Regions from separate parts of the Homo sapiens genome. Here region 2 is linked to region 1. A link is an interaction called in ENCODE POLR2A ChIA-PET data of the cell type or tissue named here. Cell type or tissue: PC-9. All regions are shown on one strand.

What was found. Peaks named below come from ENCODE experiments on the same cell type or tissue, not always from the same donor. Only the 100,000 strongest peaks of a DNase experiment are listed, where the experiment ranks them.
Region 2: POLR2A ChIA-PET joins it to region 1 with 5 read pairs; 1 of 35 experiments calls an interaction of 5 or more read pairs at or near these places.

What each region holds. Positions count from the first base shown.
Region 1 is chr13:44,892,590-44,897,589 of GRCh38, forward strand. LOC105370187 (a long non-coding RNA gene) reads right to left here and starts at 4,176. Exons shown (of 4, transcript XR_941934.4): 1 at 3,834-4,176. In PC-9, no CTCF peak of the experiment used is centred here; a DNase peak (open chromatin) is centred at 2,062; H3K27ac peaks cover 1,243 bases.
Region 2 is chr13:45,873,418-45,878,417 of GRCh38, forward strand. No RefSeq gene overlaps it. Among named protein-coding and RNA genes, the nearest start is that of SIAH3, 24 kb to the left of the region's middle. RefSeq lists an enhancer at 583-1,211. In PC-9, no CTCF peak of the experiment used is centred here; a DNase peak (open chromatin) is centred at 2,734.

The sequences.
Region 1 (5,000 bases):
GGTCAGCTGAGCCCAGGAGGTCAAGGCTGCAGTGAGCCGAGATCGCACCACTGCACAATAGCCTGGGCAACCGGAGTGAGACCCTGTCTCAAAAAAAAAAAAAAATTACAGTTAGTAAATGCCCGAACTGGGATTCAAATCGATGTCTTGGTCTCCAGGGTCCTTGCCCAGTTCCAATATACCCTGGGGCCTCTCTGCATTTCCACCTTTGGTGGTATTCCCCATCCAGGCTCCCATGACTGTGGTTTCTGTTCCAGGTTCTCATTTCTTTGAGATTTTATTTTATACTTTCTCTTATTCTTCTCTCTGAACTATGTGGATTATGCTTTAAGAACTTAAATCTCTTTATCTCTCTACAGGTCTAAAATAACAAAGGAACCTAATGACAGTAATGATAACTATTGCTCACCCTCACATGAATGACCATACTTCACTATTTCTCTTGGAGATCTGGGCATTTTAAAGATTTGTTTCATGCATTGATTTAGAATTACAGGATTTAAATTTATCACTTAAGAGGCATCATAGCATGCTGAAGGGGCAAATGCCTGGGACTCAGAGGACCTGGGTTTTCACTCTGGTCCTGCTGCAGACATGCTGTGTGACCTCAAGAAAATGACTTAACATCTCTGGATCTCATTTGTTCAACTATAAAATTGGGAGTCTGGAATTTTTTTTCCTCATAGAGACAGGGTCTCACTCTGTTGCCTACGCTGGAGTGCAGTGGTATGATTGAAGCTCACTGCAGCCTCAAACTCCTGGGCTCAAGTGATCCTCCTGCCTCAGCCTCCTGAGTAGCTGGGACTACTGGCTCATACCACCACACCTGGCTAATTTTTGTATTTTTTGTAGAGAAAAAGTCTCACTATGCTGCTCACACTGGTCTCAAACTCCTGGCCTCAAGCAATCCTCCCACCTTGGCTTCCCAAAGTGCTGGGATTATTGCCTGGAGCCATCACACCTAGCAGCCTGGAATTATCAATCTACAAGAATTCTTCCAGCAATTTGATGAAGGCACTAGTCTAAAGTTAACTCCATAACCATTTAAAAAATCTTTAAAATATTCAGAATAGGTTTAAAATAAGTAGCAAGTGCTGCTTCACCGGGAGGTGGCTGGAGAGAGCTCTCTGAGTAAAATAACAGCTTATAGTTGACTTCAGTTCCATGAGGACAGAGAAGGGGGCAGGGCTGTGTCACCTGAGTCTTGATATAAACATTAATTAAAAATGCATGCCCAGGCAGAAGGAGGACACCCGGTGCATTAGTGATGGCCCTCGGATGTCTACGTTGCAGGATTGACAGGGATCTGGACAGGAGGCAGGAGGTGAAGCATGCCTTGAGGCCCTGCCGAGGAACAGGGTGGACAGAGAGCCGGCTCAGAAGTCTCTCCCCATGGGGTTTAGGGTGTAACCCTGGCACAGAAGGAGCCGACCACTGAGTATTAGGTGAGCATGTTTCATTTAGCAAGAGACGTGGGGACAGACACTGCATCTCTCACACCCCAGAGCACTCACAGGCCAGCCCCCAGCCTTCTGCCTCGAAGCCTGCAGGCCATGACAGAAAACAGCTACACCACAGTCAGAAACGGGAGCCCTGAAGCAGAAAGGCCTGTCCCTCCTGCCAGGAGCCAGTGACCTCTGGAGATAGGAAGGACTTTGTAGCGTGGGCACCCTCCCTCGCTCTCCCTCTCTCTCGCTGATCCCTAGGCCAGCTGCTGTCCAGTCGTTTCTGTTTTGAATCCTCTAATGGATCCTCAAAGCCTAAGAATCGGAAACTTATCTAAGCTTTGTGGTAGAGAAGGTTGGAGAACTCGAGGACAAACCCCTGGGGAATAGCCAGAGAAAGGAGTCTCCCCCTCTTTCTGCCTCCACCATAGGCCATGTCCCTTCCCACCTCCTGCTGCCTGGCCACAAACTCCATGTGGGACTATGGCCCAGTGGATCTGAGAAGCCACCCACTTCCTCCCCCGGCTCCTCAAGTCCTGTGCAAATACAAAGGTCAAGCTAGGTAAGCACAGGTTTCTGTCCTGGTCACAGTAACAGGGAGTCTGTTGCAAGCAATGGAGAGGATTTTGGAATGTCGCATAGCTCCTGGCTGGGCAAGGTGGCTGGGAGTCATCCCGCCTGCAGGTAGACAGAGGGTGTGGAGCTCAGGGATCATGAGTAAGCAGTGGGAAGTGGACATTGGTTTTTGTTTTGGCTTGGGGTGTGGGTTTTTTTTGGTTTTTATTTATTTATTTATTTTTGGGACAGCTCTATTACCCAGGCTGGACTGCAGTGGTGGAATCATAGCAAACTCCTGGGCTCAAGTGATCCTCACACCTCAGCCTCCCAAATAGCTGGGACTACAGGTGTGTGCCAACACGCCCAGCTAATTTTTTAAAGTATTTTGTAGAGGCAGGGGGTCTCACTATATTGCCCAGGCTGATCTCAAACCCCTGGCCTCAAGTGATCCTCCCGTCTTGGCCTTCTAAAGTGCTGGGATTACAGGTGTGAGCCGCTGTGCTCAGCCCAAGAACGGACACCTTGAGAGTGGCTAGACTTAGAGTCTGTATAGCAGAAGCACGTAGGCTGAGAAGACGGATTACAAAAAACATCATAGTAAAATTTCCTCCTCAACACAGATGAGATGCTGTGTTTCCAGTGCCAGATCACTTTAGGATTATCAGGAAGTACAATGGTGAGAACAGTCATATAAAAAGTTTGCAAAAATTCTAAAGTCACAGCTAAAAGAATAGTCAGCAGTGGCTCCTCTGTGCCTTCCAAGCTTTTAGCGATGTGCTAAGAAAGCTTCACTGACTCCTCCAGGCAGAATGAAGCATCCTCCATCCACTCGACCCATACCTCCTCTATTACATCCAGAGAGGGTGTGGCCTTCATCTGCTTTGTTTACCCTTGGACTCTCAGTATTTGGAACAGACTCTGGCACATGGGAGAGACTCAACTATCTGAAGGTTGGATGAATAAATGAATGATGATTTATAATTATTCATCTTCCTACTAAACCATATACCCCTTTAAATAATTATTTTTATATCCACAGCCCCTGTAGCAGTGTCTGGTACACACTACGTGATGATTAAATGTTTTCTGAATGAAGTGAAAGTTTCTGACGCCAACAGCAGGCACTGTTTGCTCTCTGGCTGTCCTGGGAATTGGGCACTTCCACCCCACACCCTCATCCCTCATCTAAGATTTAGATGAATTTCTGAGTTTTTCTCTTGACAAGGAATACATTCACTTCTTTCCCCTCCAAACACATGTGTGCGAATCATTTGTTTTGGCTAAAGATCAAGCCAGGCAAACACCTAGCCCCCTCTAACGTCAGAAAAACAAACATAGGATAAATTGAGGATGCAGCTTCAAGAGGAGAAAATGTCTACCCCTTTTGGCTCATTTGGGGAGTTTATTTTATAAGAAACTGTATTTGTAGGATTATAAATGAGAACGTCCAGACCTCCCAGGCTCTATGTGGGGACGCTAAACCTCCCCCATCAATCCCCTCAGGGTGTGTGGCTCCGGGACAGCACCCCCACCACCATATCTGCATAATAGACATAATTACTATTATCAGGGTGAGTGACAGAAACACTGTCATTAAAGATGTTGCATAATCTTACTTTTTTGTTTTTGCCTATGGTAAATTAAGATAGTTTTGCTCTTGCCTTGAAAGGATTCAGCTGTCCAGCTTCTCCTCCCATCCTCCTTCCTCCCGCCCTCCCAACCCATTTCCCTCCCCCGTTCCCCCAATTCCTCCTCCCTTTTGTTCCTATACCCATTATCCATGGACTGGACTCCCAATATTTTTCTCTGGACTCTAACCAAAAGCCTCACCTTTGTCCTTTCAATGTTGGGTTGAGACGTGTTCCCTGATTGGGTCACCATCCTCTGTTCAGGAGTCTGGGGAGCCATTCCTCCTGACCCCCACCCCCGCGGGCTGTCCAACTGTCTTGTCCTGGAATTACTGCTATGTCCAGGCTTCCGGAACTTCAGAAACGCATTTGTTGCACAGAACTCTCGGCTGTGGCTTGTTGGTGCAGTGGGAACTGAGCTTTATTTAGGTGGTGGTGTTTGAAGTAACTCCAGTGGTAGAGAAGCATGGGGCAAAGGCTAATCTTTGGCTGGAAGTGGATACCAGTTCTGAAAAGCAGGGAGTCTGAGCAGAAAGCCCACATGTTAATAAAAAACTAAAAGCAATTATAAAATTACCATTCGTATCAGTTTCCTAGGGCTGCAATTACTAAAAATTACCGTTAACTGGGTGGCTTAAAACAAGAGTGTACTCTCTCACAGTTATGGAGGCTGGTGCCACACACCATGTGCCACACGCCATGCTCCCTGGGAAACCTCTAGGGGAGGAGCCTTCCTTCCCTCTTAGCTTCCGGTGGCTCCTGGCTATCCTTGGCATTCCTTGGCTTGTAGATTTGTCACTCCAATCTCTGCCTGTGTCTTCACTTGAGCTTCTTTCCTCTGTGTCTGTCTCTGAGTGTCCCCACCTCTTTCAAAAACACCAGTCATTGGATACAGGGCCCACTTTAATCCAATATGATCTCATCTTAATTACATTTGCAAAGACCCTGTTTCCAAATTGGAGTGGACAAGAATTTGGGAGGGACACTGTTCAACCCAGTACACAATTTAAAAGACATAGGAAGAGAAACAAAATTTTAAGGCATTTTCTCTGGGTTTTTGTTTTTTTTTTTTTTCATATTCTCTTGCATAGCTTTCATATATCCTCTAGGGGAGAAGGGAAGCAATAAAAGGATATATTTTAATTTCTTGGTGGTAAAAATAAACTAAACCAATTTAAAAAAAAATAAGAAGCATTGGTTCTCAAGCAGGAGCAATTTTTGCCTCCGAGGAAACACTTGGCAATGTCTGGAGACATTTTTCCTTGTCATGACTAGGTGAGTGTCGCTGGCACCTAGAGATCAGGGATGCTATTAAACATCCTACAACGCACAGGTCAGCCCTTCACACAAAGGATTATCCAGCTCAAAA
Region 2 (5,000 bases), 980 kb after region 1:
GGAGAATCTCTTGAGGCCAAGAGTTCAAGACCAGCCTGGGCAAAAAATTGAGACTCCATAACTGACAAAAAAAAAAGCCCATAAGCCAAGCATGGTGGCACATGCCTATAGTCCCAACTACTTGGAAGGTTGGGGCAGGAAGATTCTTGATCCCAGGAGGTTGAGGTTGTCGTGAACCAAGATCATGCCACTGCATTCCAGCCTGGGCAACAGAGCAAGACATTGCTTTAAAAAAAAAAAAGCTAAAGCTGAATCACTGGAGAGGAATGTTCTGAGTAATCTAGGCACTGAAGGATTGTCTATTGTTCCCCCGTTGTCTATTGATTATTTCTATTGCCACCCTGTTATCCGGCCAGCAAGCAGCTCTTCCATCCACAAGCCATACCTTGGACATATTTTGCCAACCACAGCAGGACAGCACTGAACAAAGTTCTCTTCATGGGATGCGCTATCCCAGCTCCATTTTCATCTCAGCATTCCTTGTCTTTTGGGTGTGCCTGCTATAGTTCTTACTCCTGCTGCCTCTGCAAATAGTTTCTGTTGCTTATTTCCTGATGATATACTTTGTCTCTTGGCAATGCTGTTATTCCACCCCAGAAACACAGCCCCTAAACTGTTGCATAGGGTCTTTTTTTTTTCTTCTTCTTCAACTGTTTGAAAAAGATGATAAGAGCATCTGAATCTGCAATACAATAACCAGCAACCACTTACTGGACGAGCTTCCCAGGGGAAAAGCTCAGCTGTTGAAATGCAAATGTCGGATCAAAAGAGGTGAATCCCTTCTGAGAATAAGGGCTGCCCTTGCTACATTGGGCTTTACCAAATATTTCAAATCGCCTTTCTGAGCTAAGCAAGGAGGAATAGTGGTATTTATCATTAGTCTAAAGCAGTGTTCTTAAATTATACGTCGTAATCCATTAGTGGATTCTGAAATCAGCTTAGTAGTTTACAACTGGCATTTAAAAATGGGAACAAATAGAATAGGATTAAAATATGAGTGTACTTCTCGTAATAAAGATACATTTCTTTGTGAAATTTTTGTTTTAGTGTATCCACATACACACAGATATATGAATGTGTGTATTAGAGTAAGACATACTATATATTTATGTTTATTTTTTAACCTTCTTGTTTTTTTTTTGAGACAGAACCTGTTCTGTCACCCAGTCTGGAGTGCAGTGGTGCAATCTCGGCTCACTGCAACCTCCCACTCCTGGGTTCAAGTGATTCTCGTGCCTCAGCCTCCTGAGTAGCTGGGAGCATAGTCGCACACCACAACACCCAGCTAATTTTTGTATTTTTAGTAGAGACAGGGTTTCACCTTATTGGCCAGGCTGGTCTCAAACTCTTGACTTTAAGTGATCCTCCTGCCTCAGCCTCCCAAAGTGCTGGGATTGCAGGCATGAGCCACCGCACCCAGCCTAACCTTCATGTTTATTGTGAAATAAACATCCAGCAGCATATATACAATTTATCTATTTTAGAGTCTAAAGAAGCAGGAACCTGAATTCCTACTGCTATGATTGAGAACCAGAACAGAGCTGGTGCCTTAGAAGCCATCTCTGGACTCTCCTTCCCTCCCTTGCCTCCATCCCCTCAGAGGCAGCCATCATCCTAACTTTTATGATAATTCCCTGCATTTCTTTATGATTTTACCACCCATGTATACATCAGGAAAAAGAGAGTTTTGTTTGGCCTGTCTTTGAGGTCTATGTAACTTGTTCTGAGATTTGCTTCTTCCGCTCATGGTAGTTTGTGAGATCTATCTCTGTTGATGTGTGCAGCTGGAGTTTATTCATTTTCACTGCGGCACAGCGTTCCTTCCCATAATTGCACCACGATGTCTGTGTCACTCTATGGGTGATGAACATGGAGTGTGCTCCAGACTGGGGGTTTACAAACAGTGCTGCTATGAACATTCTCCCTCATTTCCTTGGCCTGCCTTTGAAGGATTTTCTCTGGTTATACATGAGACATGTTGGGTTTGTGGACATACACCATCCACACTTGTAACTCTCTGATTTGTCACTGGGTTGCTTAATTTCCATGTACTTATACAAATACAAAGTTCCTCTTGCTATTCATTTCTAGTTTTATTCTAGTGTGGTCAGAAAAGATACTTGATATGATTTTTATTTTTTAAAATTTGTTAAGACTTGGTTTGTGGTCTAACCTATTACTATTCTGGAGACTGTTCTATGTGCTATTGAGAAGAATGTGTATTCTGAAGCTATTGGATGGAATGTTCTGTCAACAAGAACAACAGACAACGACTAGTACTTATATCAGAAGAGAGAAATGTTTTGAGTCCTTATTTCGATGTGTCTAACTTCTCTGAAAGATCTAAGGTGGCTACATGTAGCCAAGGTACTATTTCCCTTCATTTAAAACAAAATCCAAGATGGAGGGGAAGCCAGTTATTATAAATAAAGTTTCGGTGCCACAAAAGAAATAGCACTCGAATATAAAATTTTCTTTTTAATTCTCAGCAAGGCAAGTTACTTCTATAGAAGGGTGTGCCCTTACAGATGGAGCAATGGTGAGTGCACACCTGGACAAGGGAGGGAAAGGGGTTCTTATCCCTGACGCACGTGGCCCTTGCTGCTGTGTCGATCCCCTATTGGCTAAGGTTAGATCGCACAGGTTAAACTAATTCCGATTGGCTACTTTAAAGAGAGTGACAGGTGTGAGTGGTTTGGCGGGAAAGAAATGGTTATGCAGGGTGGAGAATGAGTCAGGATGGAGAATGAGTCAGGGCGGAGCAGGTAATCGGGAGTGGAGCAGGTAATCGGAATGAGTCAGGGTGGAGCAGGTGATTGGAATGAGTCAGGGTACAGCAGATAATCAAAAAAGGTTGCTTTATGAGGAAGTCAAGTTTAAAAGTAGAAGGAAAAGAATTAAACATACTGACATATTGATTATTTGAAAAGAAATTTGAACTCATATCTAACACAGTGAAAGAACATTCATTTATTCATTCATCAAACATTTAATGATCACTTAACTTAATTCTAATTTTTTGAGTTCTTATTTCGATGTGTCTAACACAGAGGTTTTCCTCTGGTGTGAGACATTCTCCTGGCCATGAAAAGAACAGTCATGGGGAAGATGTTTCTTTACCAAGGTATTCTTAAAATATTCTTAGAGTGTTCTAAAAGCTTTAGCAGTTCATGTAGTAATTAATATATTCAGATGGATTAGTCACTTACCAGCAAAACACTTGATTTCTTTAGCATTGCTAGAGGCAAAAAATCCCCAATGTTTAGCAGACTTAATCAGTAGCCCAGAGTCACAGTTGAGATCATTTATAAGGCCAATGGACAAGATCAAGTGGCAAGGAGCACTGACCACCAAAGACTGATAAAATGTGTTATCTAATGAAATAAAATGAGTTTCCATTTTACCAAAAGGGGCTCACTTTCAAAAGGCCAGTCCCTATTGAATAAAATGTATATTCAATGAGCTACTCTCACTGACATTCCCACCACTTTCTCTTCAACCCGGCTCCACTCACGGAGCATGCCCTGACTCCCCAGATCTGGTGCCCTCAGCCTCTGGGCAGCATGACCTACAGAGCCCCAGGTGAGAGGCCAGAAGAAAGGCGTGCATGGCACTGCCCTCTCGAGCTCTGTAACCTCTGAGAGTCACCAAGTCATTTTGACATACTGAAACTGTTTCCTCAACTGGAAAAAAGGGGTAATACATTTCCCCTTCTTCCCTCACAGGGTTCTTTAAAGAGAAAACTAAGATAATTACCAAGTGTATCAGTCACGGTTCTCTAGAGAAAATCCAACTATATATGTTCAACTACACAACTAATACGATATAGTTATAGATATTCTATTACATATATACCATATATATTTAAAATATATCTATAAAGTATATATCACATATAAAATATACATATGATAGACATAAAGAGATTTGATTTAAAGAATGAGGTTCTGGCTGGGCACGGTGGCTCACGCTTGTAATCCCAGCACTTTGGGAGGCCGAGGCAGGTGGATCACGAGGTCAGGAGTTTGAGACCAGCCTGGCCAACATGGGGAAACCCTGTCTCTACTAAAAATACAAAAATTAGCTGGGCGTGGTGGTGAGTGCCTGTAATCCCAGCTCCTCGGGAGGCTGAGGCAGAATTGCTTGAACCCAAGAGGCAGAGGTTACAGTAAGCCAACATCATGCCACTGCACTCCAGCCTGGGCAACAGAGCAAGACTCCATCTCAAAAAACAAACAAACAAACAAAAAGAGTGAGGTTCACATGATCATGGAGGCTGGTAAGTCTAAACTTTGTAAGACAGGCTGGGAACTCAGGCAGGATTTCCATGTTTCAGTCTTGAGGCAGAATTCCTTCCTTAGGAAACCTGTTTTTGCTCTTAAGACCTTCAGCTTATTGGATGAGGCTCGTATGGACTGAAATGTGTCTTCCCAAAATTCATGTGTTAAAGCCCTCACCCCCAAAGTGATTGCATTTGGAGACAGGGCTTTTTTTTTTTTTTTTTTTTGGCAGAGTCTCACTCTGTCGCCCAGGCTGGAGTGCAGTGTCACAGTCTCAGCTCACTGCAACCTCTACTTCCTGGGTTCAAGCGATTCTGCTGCCTCAGCCTTCCAAGTAGCTGGGACTACAGATGTGCGCCACCATGCCCAGCTAATTTTTCTATTTTTAGTAGAGATGGGGTTTCACCATATTGGCCAGGCTGGTCTTGAACTCCTGACCTCACGATCTGCCTGCCTCGGCCTCCCAAAGCGCTGGGATTACAGGCTTGAGCCACTGCACCCGGCAGAGACAGGGATTTTAAAGAGGTGAAGAAGGTTAAATGAGGTGACAGGGTGGGGTAGTGGGAAGAAACACCAGAGAACAGGCCATGTGAGGATGCAGGGAGAAAGCAGCCATCTGCAAGCCAAGGAGAGGCCTCAGGAGAAACCAACCCTGCCACCATCTTGATTTCGGACTTCCAGCCTCCAGAACTGTGAGAAAGGCATTTTTGTTGTTTAAGC